Linked DNA regions of Homo sapiens: region 1 is linked to region 2. A link is an interaction called in ENCODE POLR2A ChIA-PET data of the cell type or tissue named here. Cell type or tissue: MCF 10A. All regions are shown on one strand. Each heading gives the region's core, and the rest is flanking DNA. Links, peaks and the distances in the headings are about the cores only. Region 1 holds the start of YJU2B (YJU2 splicing factor homolog B). Region 2 has its middle 12 kb from the start of MIR181C.

Region 1 (5,373 bases), core at 60-5,059, 110 kb before region 2:
CAAGGGAACAAGGTTTAGCATGAGCAGTTGTAGGTCAGCTCCTCCACCCCTCACTAACTGTGCGACTTAACCTCTCTGGGCCTGTCTCACCATCTGTAAAACAGAAATGATGAAAAGTATCTACCTTCTAGGGGCATTCTATGAGATTATGCATGTGTGAGTGAGCACCAAGCATTGCTCAGTGGTGCCTAGTGGGTAGTGAGCACTCAGTATGCAGCACCATGACTATGTAAGAATTCATTTGTTAGTAGAGCCCGGCTTTAGAACAGAGATGGAACCTGGCACCGAATAATAAAGCATGGGGAGGCCGGGCGCAGTGGCTCATGCCTGTAATCCCAGCACTTTGGGAGGCCGAGGTGGGCAGATCACCTGAGGTCAGGAATTCAACACCAGCCTGGCCAACGTGGAGAAACCCCGTCTCTACTAAAAATACTAGCTGGGTGTGGTGGCGCATGCCTGTAATCCCAGGGCTGAGGCAGGAGAATCGCTTGATCCCGGAAGGAAGGTGGAGGTTGCGGTGAGCCAAGATTGTGCCTTTGCTCTCCAGCCTGAGCAACAAGAGCAAAACTCCATAGATAGATAGATAGATAGATAGATAGATAGATAGATAGATAGATATAGATATATAGATATCTATAGATCTATAGATATCTATATATATATATATAGATATATATATATATCAGGAGGAATAGTAGTAATATTGTCATCACTTCTCACCCTGTCTTTGATAAATTGCCAGTTGAAGTGTCTGCTTCATCACTGAGAAAAGAGTGTGTTCTTTCCTCTCTGAATCCCCAGGACCAGACATATAGCAGGTGTCCAATGAACAGCTCAGCTGTTGAATGAACAAATAGATTCTGTTAGGCCCTACAAGGCATAAAAGTAAATTCAGTCTGGGCACAGTGGCTCATGCCTGTAATCCCAGCACTTTGGGAGGCCAAGGCGGGCAGATCATCTGAGGTCAGGAGTTTGAGACCAGCCTGGCCAACATGGTGAAACCCCATCTCTACTAAAAATACAAATATTAGCCAGGCATGGTGGCGGGCACCTGTAGTCCCAGCTACCTGGGAGGCTGAAGCAGGAGACTCACTTGAACCTGGGAGGCAGAGGGTGTAGTGAGCTGAGACCACACCACTGCACTCCAGCCTGAGTGACAGTGAGACTCCGACTCAAAAAAAAAAAAGTAAATTCAAAAGCCATTCACCTGTGCAGAAGGCAGGGCCAGGCTAATCTGAAGGCTCTAAGAGAAGTATCCACCCACTTCTTCTGTAAAAGGCCAGATGGTAAATATTTTAGATTCTTTGGGCTCTCTCTTCCTCTGTGGCAACCACTGAATTCAACCCTGTTGCAGACATAGACAATAGATAAATGAATGGGCCCGGCTGTTTGTAGGTAGGTGAAAAATGGCTTCCCTTCACCTTTATAGGTTCTTTGGCTGGGCTACGAATTAAATTGACATGTAAACAGACAGGGCAAAAGCCATATTTAATTATGTACCTATGCAGGGGAGTCCCACAAAATACAAGACTCCAAAAAGGATCAGAGAGGCTGGGCCCAGTGGCTCATGCCTGTAATCCAGGCACTTTGGAAGGCCAAGGCAGGCAGATCACCTGAGGTTGGGACTTCCAGACCAGTCTGGCCAACATGGTGAAACCCCATCTCTACTAAAAATACAAAAAATAGCCGGGCGTGGTGGAAGGTGCCTGTAATCCCAGCTACTCGGGAGGCTGAGGCAAGAGAATCACTTGAACCTGGGAGGTGGAGAGCGCAGTGAGCTGAGATCACGCCATTGAACTCCAGCCTGGACCACAGAGCAAGACTCCCTCTCAAAAAAAAAAAAGTATCAAAGAAAAGAATAGGGGTTTGGGGCTTCTGGGAGGATGGTGGTAACACAAGTTATGGGAGGGTAAGGGGAGAAATTGTATGATGGAGAAAGTCTGTCTTGTTAAGCAAATAAAAAAGTCTTGCAGGTAATAAAAGTTGTCTCAGAGCAGCCCTCAGAAGGATACATGATTGGGAATGGTTTCACTCTTCCCTAGTTAATAAGATCGTAGGAAAGCATTCCTCTTTCTGTCTTTAGGCAGATAAGAGAAATTCAGAGAAAACCTCTCCTTCCCTGCATTTGCTGTTCCCCCAAGTGCCCTTATTTTGAAGCAATCAGCAGACAAAAGCGCATATCCCTGTGTTCCAATGAAATTTTATTTACGTACGCTGAAATTTGAATGTTTTATTTTCATAAGTCGTAAAATAGTTTTTCCCCCACCTAACTATTTAAAAATGCAAAAACAGAGCAGTGGTTCACGCCTGTAATCCCAGCACTTTGGGAGGCAGGAGGATTGCTTGGGCCCTGGAGTTCGAGACTAGCCGGGGCAACATAGTAAGACCTTGCCTGTGCAAATAATTTTTCTTGAGACGGAGTCTTGCTGTTGTTGCCCAGGCTGGAGTGCAGTGGCGCGATCTCGGCTCTTTGCAACCTCTGCCTCCCGGGTTCAAGCAATTCTTTTGCCTCAGCCTCCCAAGTAGCTGGGACTACAGGGGCCCGCCACCACACCCTCGCTGACCGGCTGCAGCGCGCAGGACAGCACGCCTGGGAGGGCGGTGCCAGGAGGCGGGCCTCGGATTGGGCCTCACGTAGTGGGCTGGACAGAGGATGGAGCCTCTTGGCGTAAGCGCGGTTGGGCGGGGCATTCCTGGATTGGCCCACTCCGGCGTCGCAGAACGCTTGGCGTATCGTCCTTCAGCCAATCAGCGTGGAGCTGCTGCCTCGCCCCGCCTCACGCCGGCGTCCTGGGGGCGCGGAGAGGGCGCCCAGGTTCACCGCGCTCTCAGCGCGCACTTCCGGGCACGGTCAGGGCGTGACGTCGGGAGGAGGGCAGGTAAGTGCCGGCGGGCGGAGGAGCGGGGAGGGCCGGGGGTCCGGCAGCCGCCTCACCCTGGCCTCGGAGCTGCCCGGCGCGCCCTTCCGCGTCGGGGGACGCGGAGCTGAGGACCCGATTTAGATGCCCGGAGCCGGCCCAGGTCCCAGCCAGGACCAAAGTCCCTGAGGCCCCAGCTGAGACCTCTGACCCAAGTGCCCGGGACCCGGTCCCATCCTAGCCCGGATCCATATTATGCCTGAAGGGTCCTGGGTTTTTGCATCGGGAAAATGGGACCAATAAGTCCCTATCTCACCAGATTTTATAAAAATGATTCTTGTAAAACCGTGAGCAGCAGAAATGACTAAACTGCCAAACGTTTAACTCGGCGTCAGGCGCTGCCCTGAATGCCTTAACCAGCCATTTTTACACATAAGGAAAATGAGGCTTAGAGAGAGAAAACAATTTGCCCCAAGTCAAGCAGATAGGAAGCAGCAGGGTGGAGCTCCGAGCCCAAGCCGTAAGCCCAGGACAAACAGGGTCGGTAATTACTTTTGCACCAAGGACCGGAGATATCTACACGCCCACCCGATAGCCCCGTCTGCCATTTACTGGGGTAACAAAACCATCTTAAGACACACACACACCCTCGAGCTCCTGTAAACGGAGTATTTGCTCTTTGCAGGCTCTTCCCGTGGGTTAGTTGATTCACAGCATCCCCAGAAAGTCAGTCTTGTCGTCGTCATTCGCCCTTTACCGGTGACGAAATACAAGCCCAGGGAAGCGCAGTCACTGACCAAGGTCACCCAGCTGATGAGGAGTGGAGCTGGGATTCAAGCCCAGGGAGCCGTGTCCCCTAACGCCTCAAGGGGCACTTAGCTATTTTGTTGGCAAAAGTATTTTTAGGTTGGAAGGGACCTTGGAATAATCCAATCTAAAGGACACACTTTATAGTTGGAGGATACAAGACTAAGGTGAGGGTAGAACAGTTTATATCCGGGACTTTGCACCACTGCCTCACCACCTCACTACACCACTCCCACTCCATCAGAAGCTCTTCCATCAGCTTCTTTCTTTCTTTTTGTTGGAGACAGAATCTCACTCTTGTCACCTTGGATGGAGTGCAGTGGCGTGATCTCGGTTCACTGCAACCTCCGCCTCCCAGATTCAAGCGATTCTCCTGCCTCAGCCTCTCCAGTAGCTGGGATTACAGGCGTACGCCACCAGGCCTGGCCAATTTTTGTATTTTTAGTAGAGACAGGGTTTCACCATGTTGGCCAGGCCGGTCTTGAACTCCTGACCTCAAGTGATCCACCTGCCTCAGCCTCCCAAAGTGCTGGGATTACAGGCGTGAGCCACCGAGTCCGGCCCCCAAGAATGGTTTTAAATTTTCTAGTAGTTGGGGAAAAATCAAAAGAATAATACTTTGTGACATGACGATTATGTGAAATTCAAATTTCTGTGTCCATCAATAAAATTTATATTGGCATGCAGCTACGCCCGTTCATTTATATATTGTTTGGGACTGATTTCTAGCTATGAAAGCAGAGTTGAGTTGTTGGGGCAGAGATAATCTGGCCTAAAAAGCTAGAAATACTTATTTTCTGGCCCTTGACAGAGAAACTTTGCCAATCTCTGTTCTAGAATACCCTTCACTGCTTCACAGAGTCTCTCTTTAGTGTAAACTAGAACTTCTTTCTTTTTTTTTTTTTTTTTTGAGATGGAGTCTCGCTCTATCGCCCAGGCTGGAGTGTGGTGGCGCAATCTTTGCTCACTGCAAGCTCCGCCTCCCGGGTTCACGCCATTCTCCTGCCTCAGCCTCCCGAGTAGCTGGGACTACAGGCACCCGCCACCACGCCCAGCTAATTTTTTGTATTTTTTAGTAGAGACGGGGTTTCACTGTGTTTGCCAGGATGGTCTCGATCTCCTGACCTCATGATCCACCCGCCTCGGCCTCCCAAAGTGCTGGGATTACAGGCGTGAAGAACTTCCTTCTATATGACCTAAAAGCCTCCCTTCCAAACATGAGAGGGGGTCTCACCACCCCTAGTTTGAGGAGCCCCTGCATTTCCCACCTGTGTCACCTGCACTGACTGTGACCCTTATGGAGCCTCATTCAGTTATCTCAGTTGTTTACCCAGTTGACATTTATCTGGGCCTGGCACTGTCCTAGGTGTTAGGGATATGGCACAGTGTGACCTGCCGGGGGAGACATAAACCGACACAGGGTGATATGATCAGAATTCCAGGAAACAAGTGACTATGGATTGGATGGTTAGATGAGTTCATTGGTTTTTTTTGTTTGTTTGTTTGAGACGGAGTCTCACTTTGTAGCCTAGGCTGGGGTGCAGTGGCGCCATCTTGGCTTACTGCAACCTCCGCCTCCCGGTTTGAGCCATTCTCCTGCCTCAGTTTCCCGAGTAGCTGGGATTACAGGCATGCACCATCACACTCGGCTAATTTTTGTATTTTTAGTAGAGATGGGGTTTCACCATGTTGGCCAGGCTGGTCTTGA
Region 2 (5,373 bases), core at 301-5,300:
ACTTTCATCTTCCAGGCTGGGCCTTGACTCTCAGCACTGAAAACTCTTCATTGTAATTGGCTAGCTACATGACTAGCCCCCTGCCAGATGGTGGCAGGCAAGCTCCTAGTCTGTTTTGTCCCTCCCCCACTTCCCATCATCTCACCCCACATGCATGCCAGGAACATAGTGATTATTAATGCATTAATTCACTAGATATTGACTAAGGGCCTTTTTTAAGTTCTCCAGCAGTGATGAAGACAAACGTTGTAGGCTGGGCACGGTGGCTCATACCTGTCATCCCAGCACTTTGGGAGACTGAGGCAGGAGGATCGCTTGAGCCCAGGAGTTCGAGACTGCCCTGGGCAACAAAGTGAGACCCACCCCCATCTCTCCAAAAAAAAAAAAAAAAAAAAAAAAGACAACAGCTATTGTGCTGGCAGAGCTGACAATCAAGTACAGGAGACAGACAAGAAACAAGATGTGTAGTAAAACATGTAGTGTGTTGAAAGGTGACAGGGCCAGGCGCGGTGGCTCACGCCTGTAATCCCAGCACTTTGGGAGGCCGAGGCAGGCGGATCACGAGGTCAAGAGTTTGAGACCAGCCTGGCCAACATAGTGAAACCCCGTCTCTACTAAAAATACAAAAAATTAGCCGGGCATGGTGGTGGCACCTGTAATCCCAGCGACTTGGGAGGCTGAGGCAGGAGAATGGCTTGAACCCGGGAGCGGAGGTTGCAGTGAGCCGAGATCGCGCCATTGCACTTCAGCCTGGGCGACAGCGAGACTCCATCTCAAAAAAAAAAAAAAAAAAAAAAAAAGGTGACAGGGTTGTGAGAAATAAATAGAGGAGAAAGCAAGGTGGGTGCAATTTTGAAATAGGGGAGTCGGCCGGGCTCCATCTGTAATTCCAGCACTTTGGGAGGCTGAGGTGGGCGGATTGCCTGAGCTCAGGAGTTTGAGACCAGCCTGGGTAACATGGTGAAACCCTGTCTCTACTAAAAATACAAAAAAAATTAGCTGGGTGTCGTGGTGGTTGCCTGTAATCCCAGCTGAGGAGGTCTGGAATGGGGTGAATGAGGGAGGGAGTGGAGAGGGTGAGGCAGAGAGGAGACAGGAGACTGTGCAAAGCCTTCTGGGTCCTGGGGAGGACTTTGGCTTTTGCTCTGAATAAGGTGGGAGCCATTGAGGGTTCTGAGCAGAGGAGGGACTGGACCTGACTTGGGTGCTCACAGGCGCCCCGCCCCGGCTGCTGTGGTGGGGAGGGGATTAGGGGGATGGGGACAGACTGTCGGGGGCTGCAAGGTGTGCAGAGAGGTGGCAACTGGAGCAATTCTGGGGAGAGATGATGGAAGCCGGACCAGGGTGGGCCTTGGAGAAGTCAGGATTCTGGATGCATTAGAAGGGACAGTAACTAGCCTGGGAGCAGTGGCTCATGCCTGTAATCCCAGCACTTTAAGAGGCCAAGACGGGTGGATTGCTTGAGTCTAGGAGTTCGAGACCAGCCTGGGCAACATAGCAAGACCTATCTCTACTAAAAATACAAAAAAATCAGCCAGGCGTGGTGGCAGGTGCCTGTTGCCCCAACTATTTGGGAGGCTGAAAGAAATGGGAGGATGGCTTGAATCCGGGAGGCGGAGGATACAGTGAGCAGAGATCGTGCCACTGTACTCCAGCCTGGGCGATAGAGCCAGACCCTGTTTCAGAAGAAAAAAAAAAAAAGGACAGTAAGCAAAATTGTTAATGGGTTGCATCTGTTAATAAAAGTTTTTGTCTGAGCAGCTGGGAGGATGGAGCTGCCATTTCCGGAGACCGGGAAGATGGCGGGAGACCGTTTGCAGTTGAGGAAATGAGCTCTGAGCCCAGGGCTTCGTTCTGGCCCTGAAGTGTCCCTGCCCAGACTCTGGTGGGGTGCGGAGGAAAGCACCCACATGGCCTAGGCTTTGCCTCCTCGGGGCTTTCTCTCGGTCGATGCCTGAGTGTGCAAACTACACCCACATCTGAGTATACAGGGGCACCTCCGAAGACCCCCACGGCCTGACACATCCACCCAGTGTCCAATGGCCACAGCCTTGGGGGACTTCGGGGGCTGGAGTTCCGGGCTGATGGAGTTGAGAAGGGCTGCCTGGCTCTTACACCCACCTTGGGTCCCCACGGAGACCCCCAAGGGGACAGGAGGTGAAATCTCCCAGGGAGAGGTTCAGGAAGAGCTGCTGCTGTGTCGCAGCCCTGGGCTCCCCCTATGAGTCAGCACTGGCAGGGGCCCCAGGAACTGGGGACCGGGGGTGTGTAGGGGGGAGGGCAGTTCCCACGCCCTAAGGCGTCTGGGGCGCTGGGGCTTCCCCCACCGCTCCTCCCATCCTGTGCTGGGCTCTGGGGATCTTCAGAGGAGTCTGGGGGGTGAGAAGCCCAGGGCGGATTGGCCACTGGGCCAGGATCCAGGAATCCTCTCTCCTGGTCTGACCCAGTTCAGGAATGCAGAGGCCGCCCGCCCCGGCAAATGCGTTGCAGCAAGAAGGAGAGTTAGACGTAGAGAAACACCGAGTGAGTTGGACATTTGTGTGGACGGCACTTCTAGGGGGCTTTATTTAAGAAGGGGCCCTTCCTTCTGGGGACTCTGCATTTGAGCAGTGGAGGCTCCAGCCTGGGGTGTCCAGGCAGAGTCCTCAGCTACCGTGGAGTGGGAGGTGGCGGGGAGGAGGGGGAGGAGACTGCGCTGAGAGCTGAGATCAGTCCCGCCGGCCTCCACAGCTGGGAGGGCGCTGGACTCTGCTGCCCCCTGCTGGTGGCTGCAGGAAATTCAGCGAGCAGGACAGCTGGCCGGTCCTGGAGAAGAGACGGGGGGAAAGGCCTCGCACAGAAAGAATTCCAGCTCTGCCTTTTTTTTTTCTTTTTTCTTTTTTTTTGAGACGGAGTCTCGCTCTGTGGCCCAGGCTGGAGTGCAGTGGCACAATCTCGGCTCACTGCAACCTCCGCCTCCCGGGTTCAAGTGATTCTCATGCTTTAGCTTCCTGAGTAGCTGGGATTATAGGCGCGTGCCACCACGCCCGGCTAATTTTTGTGTTTTTAGTAGAGAAGAGATTTCACCATGTTGGTCAGGCTGGTCTCGAACTCCTGACCTCGTGATCCGCCCGCCTCGGCCTCCCAAAATGCTGTGATTACAGGTGTGAGCCACCACGCCTGGCCCCAGCCCTGCCTCTTACAGGCGGTACCACCTTGGGCAAGGGCAGGCCCCATCTGGGCCTCGGTTGCCCATCTGTGGAAAGGGCAGTATTCACTTCATTGGCCTGCTGGGAAGAATCTGAGATGATGATAGGCATTCCTGGGACCAGGAAGAAGGTTCGAAGATACAGCTGGGGAGAACTCTACCCTGGGCCCACCCTTCTAAAGAGAATAGTCCCTGCCTCAAGGGTTGCTCTGGTCTGGATGGGAGACGAGGCTCATACACGTCTATGAGTGGATGAATGAGTGAATGAATAAATGTGAATGTTGCATATTCCAAAGCAAGTCCCTCCCCAACCCCTTCCGCCTCTTTTTCTAAGAGAGGAACTCTTTCCCCAATACGCTCTTTTTTTTAGAGATGAAGTCTCTGTCTGTTGCACAGGCTGGAGTACAGTGGCACCATCATAGCTCATTGTAGCCTTGAACTCCTGGGCTCAACGGATCCTTTTGCTTCAGCCTCCCAAGTAGCTGGGACTATAGGCGCTCACCACCACACCCAGCTAATTTTTTTTTTAATTTTATTTTTGTAGAGACAGTGTCTCGCTGTGTTGCCCAGACTGGTCTTGAACTCCTGGCCTCAAGCGATTCTCCTGCCTCGGCCTCCCAAAGTGCTGGGATTACAGGCTTGAGCCACTGTGCCCGGCCCCCCTTGCCTCTTTTCTGTAAGAAGGGCTGGCCGGCAGGGGGGCGGGCGGCACAGGAGGGCCATCAACAGAGCTGACTGGCCCCCCCCAACCCCATGGAGGTATGATTACTAGATTGCAATGAACTCCCATTCTCTCCCCTGCACGTGTCTCTCCATCCCCACTCTGGGAGAAGACTTCCTTTGGGAGAGGTTAGGTGTAGACTACAGCTGGCCCCTCTAACCTTTGGTGGGGTTGGGGGTCGGGGGAGTGGTCCTGGAGACATCCACTCTCCTGGACCTGGAACCAGACTTTCTGGGCTGAGACCTGAAGGCAGCTGGACGATGTGGGAGGGTGAACCTGTCAAGGAGAAACTGAGGCAGGACTGTGGTGGAGGAGGCTGAAAGGAAGTGAGGGGTGCGCGATCAGGTGGGGAAGGGCCATGGCCCCATAAGGGTTAAGGTCTGGGCTTGGAAGGGGGCCAGTCAAAGGTTTCTCCATCCCCCTCTCAGACTGGGGTGGGGGATAAATAAACAGAATGAGAAATCTGTCAGCTCAGCCCGGGCCAATGGGAGGCTGCCTGGCGCCATGGTTTGCCCTGATGTGACCTTCCTCTACCAGCCGCGGTGGCCACTGCGGGCAGGGGCAGTGTGTGGAGCCTCAGCCAGGGTACGATCATTCCAGCCTTGTGCATGCTCTTATACCTGGGCAGGGGGAGGGGGGATGTCTGGGGAGGAGTACCGTCTGTGCAAGGATCTTTGGGAGATCCGGGGAGCCCCATCCTTTGTACAGCTTGCATGTGGTCTGTGCACCTGGCCTGTATATATGCTTGTGCCTCATGGTCCCAGGTACACATCCCCACGTGCCCCTGAATTGCGTGTGTCCATGTGGACCCCTGTGGCTCTGGGACCTGCTGGGGGTCTTGTGCATGTGGCTGTTGGCTGTGTTTCTCTGCCTCTGCGACTGGTCCATTTGACCCGAGTGGCTGTGCATATATGTGTGTGTCTGTGAACTTTGTGGATCTGTGTCTCCATGGGTGTGTTCTGGTTCTATGTCTATATCCATGTATTAGGTTATTTTGTGTGTGTCACGGTGCTCCTGTGGCTGTGTACCTGGGGTACTGTGTGTGTATGTTGGGGGGTATATCTCAGGTCTGTGGATACCCCAGTGCGTCTGTGATCTCCTGCGTGTCCGTGTGTCTTGTGTGAGCTGTGCGTGCCCGGGGTTCAGCCGCGTTTCTGCATATTTCGGTTCTAAGGACCTTCCCTCCTGTCCTGAATGTGGTGTGTCTGTGTACCTTGCATGTGTCTGGTGCCCCCGGGTGTCCCTCTGTGTGTAGCTGGGTTTTATGACCACCCTCGTGCGGCCCGGCACGCCCGCACGTCCCGCCACCCCCTCCCTTGGGTGTGTGTCTCGCAGCCCCCTGCACACCGTTCCCTATGTCTGTGGCCCGCGTGCCTTTGTGCGCGTGTGCTCCCCCCGGCGCCTTTGAGGTCTGCGTGCGTCTGGGTCCCTGCGTGTGCCCGCCCGCGCCCCCGTGTCCCTGATT

The links. Peaks named below come from ENCODE experiments on the same cell type or tissue, not always from the same donor. Only the 100,000 strongest peaks of a DNase experiment are listed, where the experiment ranks them.
Region 1: POLR2A ChIA-PET joins it to region 2 with 11 read pairs; 16 of 35 experiments call an interaction of 5 or more read pairs at or near these places.

Annotation. Positions count from the first base shown.
Region 1 is chr19:13,745,076-13,750,448 of GRCh38, forward strand. YJU2B (YJU2 splicing factor homolog B) reads left to right here and starts at 2,820. Exons shown (of 10, transcript NM_030818.4): 1 at 2,820-2,879. RefSeq lists a silencer at 2,801-3,110. In MCF 10A, for the core only: no CTCF peak of the experiment used is centred there; a DNase peak (open chromatin) is centred at 2,716.
Region 2 is chr19:13,859,672-13,865,044 of GRCh38, forward strand. It overlaps a transcript of NANOS3 not described here. Among named protein-coding and RNA genes, the nearest start is that of MIR181C, 12 kb to the right of the region's middle. RefSeq lists enhancers at 1,962-2,391, 2,452-2,701, 4,901-5,373. In MCF 10A, for the core only: a CTCF peak has its summit at 2,758 (motif pointing left); DNase peaks (open chromatin) are centred at 2,350 and 2,710.